Regions from separate parts of the Homo sapiens genome. Here region 2 is linked to region 1. Evidence: read pairs that join two places in POLR2A ChIA-PET (ENCODE). Cell type or tissue: Panc1. All regions are shown on one strand. Links, peaks and the distances in the headings refer to the core of each region. The heading gives the core; the rest is flanking DNA.

Region 1 (4,388 bases), core at 1-4,000:
TAAAATTTATAAAAAAATCAGCTGTGTTGGATTTCAGAAGCTATGCTGATCTGAATTTTTCTCTTGTTATTGATAAATTAATGGTTTTTCACTCTTACAGATCCTTCATGGATTTAAAAATCAAGTTGGCGATGAAAATTGGAGGCGTTTCTCTGACCAGTTTCCTCTTCCCTTAAAAGAGCGTCTTGCAGCTTTTTATGGTGTTTAATCTAATACACTTAAGCTGCAGTCCCAAAATTAGGGGTAAGTTATAAGAAGTTTGGAAATTTTCAGGATGAAGAAAATTTTGTTAGGGCTGTCATTTCAAACTACTAAATAGAATAAAAAGCTATTTGTTTTCTATAGAGGTTGAATAAAACATAGCCTCATATCATTCTATCTTGGGCTTTAAATTTAAAATTACTTAAGTGGGCCAGGTGTGGTGGCTCATGTCTGTAATCCCAGCACTTGGGGAGGCCAAGGTGGGCAGGTCATTTGAGGTCAGGAGTTTGAAACCAGCCTGGCCAACATGGTGAAAACCCATCTCTACTAAAAATACAAAAATTAGCCACGTGTGGTGGGACGTGCTTTTGTAGTCCCTGCTACTCAGGAGGCTGAGGTGGGAATATTGTTTGAACCTGGGAGATGGGGGTTGCAGTGAGCCAAGATCTTGCCAGTGCACTCCAGCCTAGGGGACAGAGCAAGACTCCATCTCAAATAAATAGAAAATAAAATTACTCAAGTGAAGGCTAAAGAAATTTTCTTAATAGAACCAACAAGCCCAGAAAAACGATTAGCTCCAGTTTGAATCGTAGGTATAAAGAAATCCACGTTGGTACACTGGTTGGATTTCTCAACATTGCTTCAACTATTCCTTTTTTCTTTCTTTTTTCCTGCAAGAAGACATCGGCACTCATAGTGATGGGGTAAAATTGATTTCATTTTGGAGCATGAATTTATAGTCTCTGCTGTAACAAGGACTTTTCATTTCACGTGCTTTGAAAGAAAACTCAGTTGGGTTTTGGCCCACTGTTTTTGTTTTTCACTGTATGTTTCACTGAGTACCTACCATGTGCCCATCACTTTTTTTTTTCTTTTTTTTTTTTTTTTTTTTTTTTTTTTTTTTTTTTTTGAGACAGAGACTCTTTCGCCCAGGCTGGAGTGCAGTGGCGCAATCTGAGTTCACTGTAATCTCCGCCTCTTGGGTTCAAGCAATTCTCCTGCCCGAGCCTCCCAAGTAGCTGGCATTACAGGCACATGCCACCATGCCTGGCTAATTTTTGTATTTTTAGTAGAGATGGGGTTTCACCATGTTGGCCGGGCTGGTCTCGAACTCCTGACCTTGTGATGCACCCACCTCGGCCTCCCAAAGTGCTGGGATTTACAGGCGTAAGCCACTGAGCCCAGTGCCTAGGACTATATTTTAAAATAAGCAATGAAAGATTCTGTTTTAATTTGGGATGGACTATATTCATTTGGACTCTTGCTCCTTGAGCTCTTCTGTACTTAAATGGGACTAGCAGTTCTCATCTCTGAGCTTCGGTTTTGTCATTGAGTTATGTTGAGGATTAAATACTATACTGTATGTGATGCCAGAACTTAGTATGTTGCCTGGCACACTAAGTTGACTCAGTAAAGGTTAGGAACTGGGCCAGTACAATAAATATCAGGGTTTTGACATTCATCTTTAGATTTTCAACATGAATTAAGACATATCTGACTGGAAGCCAGAAGATGTGCTGAATGAGCATGTACAGAAGATGTACACCAAGTTGAATTACACTTTAGATTGAATTGGAGGAGTTTTTTTGGCTTGCTTGCTTGCTTGTTTACTCCAAGCTAAAATTTAAATCTGGAAAGATTTCACCATCCAAGCTGTCTAACCTAGAAGGTAGTAGAAATGGACTCAAAGCTTCCAGAATGTGTCAGAGCCCTTCATATGTGTTGTCCTACTTCAGTCTTGAGTCCTCAAGAGCTGTTTTCCAAAATGGCTTTGGCATTTTGGAAAAGTGCTGGATTCACCTTATGTTAAATTATGAGAATGCAAAAGATGAGAATGACTTGTAGCTTCAAAGCTTCAATGAGCTACTAACAAGTCTTGAGCACTTTCAGATTTATTACCTCTGTGGTCTCATCACCAATCATGAATTAACTGTTCTAAGACAAGGTATGAAATAGTTCTCGGTTTTGTAATTAGAGCTAAAAGTAGATCAGTATCTTTTATTCCTGCCTTTTTGTACTCCTCTTCCTTTTCTTCAGAGGCAGGAGAAAAGGGATTGCTTATATTTCTACACAGATGGATTAACTGCCCTCTGTGAATTCACATGAACGTTCATAAATGGCCAAAACTTGGCATGATTGGGTAGTAGAGTTCTGTTTGTAAAAGGACCACTATCAGGTAACAGTTTAAATCTCCCAGTAATCTTACCTTATTTCTTAATATCCTTTTTATCATTAAAACTGTTTAGCATAGAAAAAAGTTCCTACCAGAAAAACCAAGTGACTGGAAGATAGTGGAAATGACCAAGTGAAATAGGATCAGAATGGGAACTAATTAGGAACATCAAGAAGGCAAGTGTAGGCAGGGTGTGATGGCCCACATCTATAATCCTAGCATTTTGGGAGGCTGAGGTGGGAGCATTGCTTGAGCCCAGGAGTTTGAGACCTGCCTGGGCAACATGATGAGATCTCCATCTCTATGAAAAAAATTAAAAAGAAAAAAATGAGCTGGGCATGGTGGTATGTACCTATGGTCCCAGCTACTCAGGAGACTGGGCAGGAGGATTGCTTGAGCCCAGGAGGTTGGGGCTTCAGTGAGCCATATTCACACCACTGCGTTCCAGCCTGGGTGACAGAGCAAGGTGCTATCTCCAAAATAAATAAATAAATGTTAAATTTGCTTTTTTCTCTCTCTCTTTTTTTATGTAGAATTTGTTTGTTGATACTTACTGAATGTAGTGACCCTGCTGTGGTAATGAACACTTCTAGTGCCTTCTAGGCTTAAAATACCAGACAACCCCAAATAACAAATGCTCTTTTGTGTTTTGATAGGTTGGATTTCTGTTTGCTTAATATTGGGAATACTGGGGGAAAAAAAGATGGTGTTTTCATTCTAAGGATTGTCCTAAAGAAAGTGCTACTTTATTTTTAAGAAAGTAAGGCCACTTGTTATATAAGAAATAACAAGTTCCCATTGGGTCCCATTTTGCAAAAGGGGATAAAGAATTAGACTGATAGCATCATACGAGGCATATTTCACTATACAAAGTGTTGTACACCTGTCTATACAACTCTCCTACCCAGCTTGACCTCACTTTTCATACCTGATGCAGCAAACAATTCAGTGCCATAGGAGAAGGAAGCAGCATGGTTATAAGTGACTAACACGATATTAGGCAATTTGTCCAAATTTCTCATTTTCTTTATAGGTAAAGATAGCATTCTTATTTGATTAATTTTTTGTTCCACTGGCTTTGAAAGACAAACGATTGTTAAAGATAAAATTGTTTTTGTTCTTTTTCTTATAGGTCCTTCAGTCTTGGAGACTATAAGGGAGCCTCTGCACCCAGGGAAAATGTTACCCTTTACAGGGGGGAAGGGTAAACCAGTAGGGAATACAGTACAATCCCAACCCTACTGGGAGGGGCGGGAGGGAGGTGTTGCCGTCACTGTATTAAGTCGATGTTGGGAAACGTTTTAACATCTGGAGCCTTTGTGGGTGGAAATATGTCTCCAGTTACAACTCCGCAGTGGATGTGAAGAAGCAAAAAAAAAAAAATCTATTCAGTCTACTCACAAAACAGTACATTGTGGAATATTATGGGGAATTGTACCAAAACAAGAACCATATAAATGATGCCTAGGGACAAGAAAGAGGAACAATTCTATAGCGCACAATAAAGGAAACCTAAGAATGGGAGTTACAAATAGTAAAGAAGCTTTTTTTTTTTTTTTAATTTAAAGTTTTTTTATGTAAGTTTTCCCACATGATGGGGCCTTGTTTTGCATGTTGATGAAGAACTACACAAAGAAAACTAATATAGTTAAAAGTCAGCTTGCCTTCCCGTAGTAGAAGCAGGTTCTTGGAAGTTACAATTTAAGGTACCCCAAAAAAGTTGGAAATAAAACAAAACAAACATAAACAATGAAGCACCCTGTGAAATGCCAAATGAGTCACTCCTTTTACCTTTTTTGGGGTGGGCAGGGAGGGAGGAATAAATGGGGTTGGGCATATCAAACTAAAGATGACATCTTAATTTTGCATTGAACATTAATGTAGCGGATATAATTTGATGATTATACTTCATTAGATTTAATTTCTAGGCCAAGATGTTACTTTTTAAAGTGCAGTTTAAGGTTCAGGCATGCATTCTGGCTCATAGTGGTTGAAAGTAATTTAAATTAGTGGG
Region 2 (4,388 bases), core at 88-4,087, 480 kb after region 1:
CCTGCCAGCTCTTCACTCCGCTGACCTGACCTTCCACGCCCCTAGTCCTCGAGCGGACTTGACCTGTGGGGGAGTACCGAACCGTCCCCATGAGGCCCTCCAAGCGGCCAGGTGGCCTCCGCCACTCTCTCCACCCCCACCTCCTCCACCCCCCAGCCCATCGGTCCATCTTCGATCTGCAAAACACGCCGGGTCAGCGACGCATCGGTCCCAGGCTTGTGACCACCTCTTTCTCTGTTACTTGGGGAGCCAGGCCCACCGCTCAGGATCACAGTGAGGAGAAAAAAGACACAAACGCCAGGACAGGGCGGCTGGGGAAGGAAACTGCTAGGGACCGCTCATTGTCAGCCTGGCGTGTCCCACGGATCGCAGGACCCGTCGAGGCTTTGCTCTCTGCGACCCGAATACTCCTGGGCCTCTCGACCTCCTCCTCGGACTCAGGCGTCCGCGTCTCCGGTCATCACGGGAGACCAATTGGTTTACAAATAGTGATGATAAACCTGGGACCGACCTTGGGGCTGTGTAAAAGTCTACTGACAGATGTAATGGAGGGTTGTTAGCAGTCACAAAGCCTGTCGGACCCGTAGCATTAGTTCAAGAGACTATTTTCGTGTCGCACCAAAATTACTGCGCGTGTAAACCAATTTCCCCGACGGAAGAATAAACAGAGATTCGTTTGAAGCGCGAGATGAAAACAGATGGGGTATCGCAAACAGTTCCCCAAAATACAACAGACTTCTGGGCCAATTACACGTGGTTAGCTCTGAATGGCAGAGGAAATAGTTTTCTTTGCTGCTAAATGTCACAAAAGTCACCTAAAGGCACAGAGGAGGCCGCTCTGTTTTTGCGAAACTTGCTAAAATTAATCTGCGCTGGGCCACTTGCAGAAAGCAGAACCACCTCCCGCCCCCACCTCGCCTCCAGCCGCCGGGGTTCAGGCGTTTGTGAAAGACAGAACCTTTGGGCTAGGGACCCGGGCACTGGTGCTTCGAAGTCCGAATCCGCCGGCCGAGAAAACGACAAGAGAAAGAAAATCCAGCGGGCGCTCTCTCCAGCGCCAGGCCGGTGTAGGAGGGCGCTGGGGCTCGGCCTGCCACCCCTACCCGACATTGGGAAGCAGCCCCTGCGCTCCCGCGGCGCCTCAGCCTCCGGTCCCCGCCCCGAGGTGCGCGTTCCTCCTCCCGCATGCCCGTCTCGGGCCCCACGGAGCAAGAAGATAGACGATGACGAGGCGCGCCCATCCATCCGGGCCGACGAGGTCAGGCCCGCGCCACAGGCAAAAATTGCGCAAGCCCGGCCGCAGGGATTTCGCGGGCGCCTGGGTCCCAGGTGCGCGGCCGAAATCCTCAGGGAAAATCCCGAGGGGCCAACGGTCTAGGCCACAGGGCTGCTGGGCCCGGGCCTGGCTCAGAGCGCATTCGGGCGGGGAGGCCGCACGCCGCACCCGGGCCTCTCCTCCGAGCCCGAGGCAGGCACTGAGCTCCGGGCCAGCCAGGTGCCTCCCGGCTGGTGCGAGACCCCGGGCCTGCTGGGAGGCGTGGGCAGGGCAGGGCAGGGCTGAACCCCAGCGACTGAATCTCGAAGGCAGGAGGCCTCGGAGGTCATCGGCCCAGCTCGCCTGAAACTGTCCCTGCTCGTGCCAGGGCGCGGGCAGAGGAGAAAGGACAGGGCGGAGCAAGCCCACTGCAGAACTGCGGTCGGTGGCTGCGAAGGGTCCGGGTCACCGCGCTCCCGGACGCCGGAAGCCGCGCTGGCGGGGCCGCGGGGAGGGAGGCTGGGTACCGGGGCCGTCCGGCCGGAGGAAGCGGCTCCGGCCGCGCTGTCCGCGCTTGGGAGCCGCGTGCAGGGTTCAGCCGTGTTTCAGTTGCCCTCTGACCTGACCCCGGGCGCACAAAGGCCTCCCGGGTGCGCCGCCATGGCCCAGTCTTCCAGTCGCTGCCAAATTAATGAGCCCACGTCAGGTTGGGTTTACAGCTCGGCCGGGAAGCAGCCGAGTGGAAAATGAGCTCGGGGCCGCTCCAGAGGCTCCCGCACAACTGCAGAGGCTGCCCGCGTCCCTGGCCGCCGCAAAGGCCGGGCGCAGCCCAGGAGACCGGGAGTCGCGGCCCGCGCGGTTCCGCCCTCGGCTTCGACTTTAGCTGCCTCCAGAGGGAACAGGCCTGGTGTAGCGAAACCTGGTATGTGAGAAATGTGTCTGTCCTGCTTTATTAAAACAACACAAACCCCACATTTAACATCCAGCAGCAGCGGGCGAGGCGTGCTTGACATGGGTCGTTGGGTTGCGGGCTTGGCGACCCTTCTGTGTCCTTGCAGCGCCCTACTTTGCCCTGGGCTTCCTGGCTTTGGGGGCTCAAGTTCGTGTTCCTGGGAATCCCTGCTTCTTGACCACAAAGAATCCAGGAGCCTCCCAGTGAGTGTGTACCAAGGTGGGGACAGAGAATGGTGGTTGGCTCCTTCCAGGGCAAGGGTCTGTCTGGAAGGTCAACACCCAGGAGACATTTTCAATCAGCTGCTGGGTGCCAAGTTGGAAGCCAAAGATTACTTGAAATAGGATTTGGTGTGTGTTTTGAATAAAAGTCGACCCGCGAGTTTATCACAAAGCTTCCCAGACTGGCTCCTGGGGCTGACGGCTCTGCTTTCTTACTGCTCTTTAAATGCTGTGGGGAATTCAGTTCAAGAAAAATGACTAAACTTGAAGCTGATAAAGCTTAAGGCATTGATTTATATTATTCCTTCCAGATTTTTCAAGTATATTAAAAGAATGTCTTTTCATCTAAAAACACTCAAAAGGTCGGAAGAGCAATGCTCTTGAAAAAGCCCTCTCCCTGCAGCTTGGTTTGCTGTTGAGAACCAAGAAGGTTAAGTAAGAACTAGAAGACACTGGTGTGACTGTTGAGTCTGAATCATGTGTCACTCCTGCATGCCCCCCACACTTACTCCAAGGACTGCTGCCTTTCAGACGCGGAGGGCTTGGGTATTGACCCCTGTTCTTCTGGGGATCTAAGCAAGGAGAGCACTGAGTCACCTATTATAACCCCTCACATTTGCTCATCAATTTCCCTTGCCTGGACTCCACAGAGGCCCTCCCACTGTCCTGTGGGCACTTCCAACTCTTGCAGACCTGGCTGCCCTCTCTGAGCCCACATCTTCCTCTGAAATCTCGATGTTCTTAGAAGGTGAAGTTGGCTTCTCTGAAATCTCAGTGTTCTTACAGGGTGAAGTTGGCTTATGATGCCAAGCAGTCATTACCTTTAAGGTGTTAAGCTATCTCAAGGAGTGCAGGGCAACTAAATTATAATGTAATTATCTTTTTAGATAAATAGTCCATCTCCTCTAAAATGTAAAACCTCTGGGGACAGTGGCCAATATTAATTGTCTGTGTTGCCTCACACCACAATACCAGATCAAGAAATGTTATCTATGTTGATTCCACAGCTAATTTGAGTAAACACAGTCCCCGCTAAAATGCTGAAAACTAGAGTGACGTTAGGGGGAGGTACCAGCTCTTCCCTTGCCATTAATTCCTGCTTCATTTTAAATGTCAATAGATTTTTCTTCTGAAACCAAACTGAGGGAGAGAGAGAGAAAAAGACAAGAGAGGAGGGCCAATGCCAAGGATAAGTTTTACCTACTGAGTCAGTATTGTACTTGGAGCTCACATTCATCACACTCTGGCTGCATTTTATTAGCTAGATTATATAATACCATATGCCTCAGTTTCTCATCTGTAAAGTGAAGATAGGCATTCCTTCCTGTTCTAATATTACAACTTACCTTATTAGTAGGCAGTAAGGTGGGGGAAAGTGCTCTCTTCACTAAAATATGAGAAAGTGAAGAAAAATCATCAGATATTTTAAGGAAACTCTTTAACAAAAGATGAAGACCAAAATGGAAAAATAAGTAACCAAGAGGAAGTAGAGAAAATTTTTAAAAACACACATAAAACAAACAAATCCTGTAAGTAAAATCTTTGAGGAGATGAGAAAAACTATTGATTGTATCCGTGAAATAAGAAAAGGATGCTCTAAAAAAGAAACATTAAGAGAATAAGGAATAAATTTTGGAAATTAAAAATGTGGTAGAAATAAATTCAGTAAAAGTTGAAGTCCAGATGAAGTTACAGAAATATTTCAAAAAAAGAATAAAAGGACCAAAAGATGGAAAAAAATAGAAACAAAAAGATAAGGAAACTAGATCAATACAGGAGGCCTAACATTCAAGTTGAATTTCTGAAAGAAAGTACAGAGATAATAGAGAGGTAAAATTATTTAATAATATGGTACAAGAACATTTCCCAGAATTAATTGGGATGACTTCCCAGACTGGAAGGACCAATTGGGTGCCCAATACAAAGAAGGAAAAATTTTTAGACCAAAGCACATAATCAT

What was found. Peaks named below come from ENCODE experiments on the same cell type or tissue, not always from the same donor. Only the 100,000 strongest peaks of a DNase experiment are listed, where the experiment ranks them.
Region 2: POLR2A ChIA-PET joins it to region 1 with 9 read pairs; 2 of 35 experiments call an interaction of 5 or more read pairs at or near these places.

What each region holds. Positions count from the first base shown.
Region 1 is chr5:72,905,203-72,909,590 of GRCh38, forward strand. It overlaps TNPO1 (transportin 1), which reads left to right. Exons shown (of 25, transcript NM_002270.4): 24 at 101-243; 25 at 3,507-4,388. The coding sequence ends at 208. Among named protein-coding and RNA genes, the nearest start is that of MIR4804, 29 kb to the left of the region's middle. In Panc1, for the core only: no CTCF peak of the experiment used is centred there; no DNase peak of the experiment used is centred there.
Region 2 is chr5:73,380,464-73,384,851 of GRCh38, forward strand. No RefSeq gene overlaps it. Among named protein-coding and RNA genes, the nearest start is that of LINC02230, 45 kb to the left of the region's middle. In Panc1, for the core only: no CTCF peak of the experiment used is centred there; no DNase peak of the experiment used is centred there; H3K27ac peaks cover 961 bases.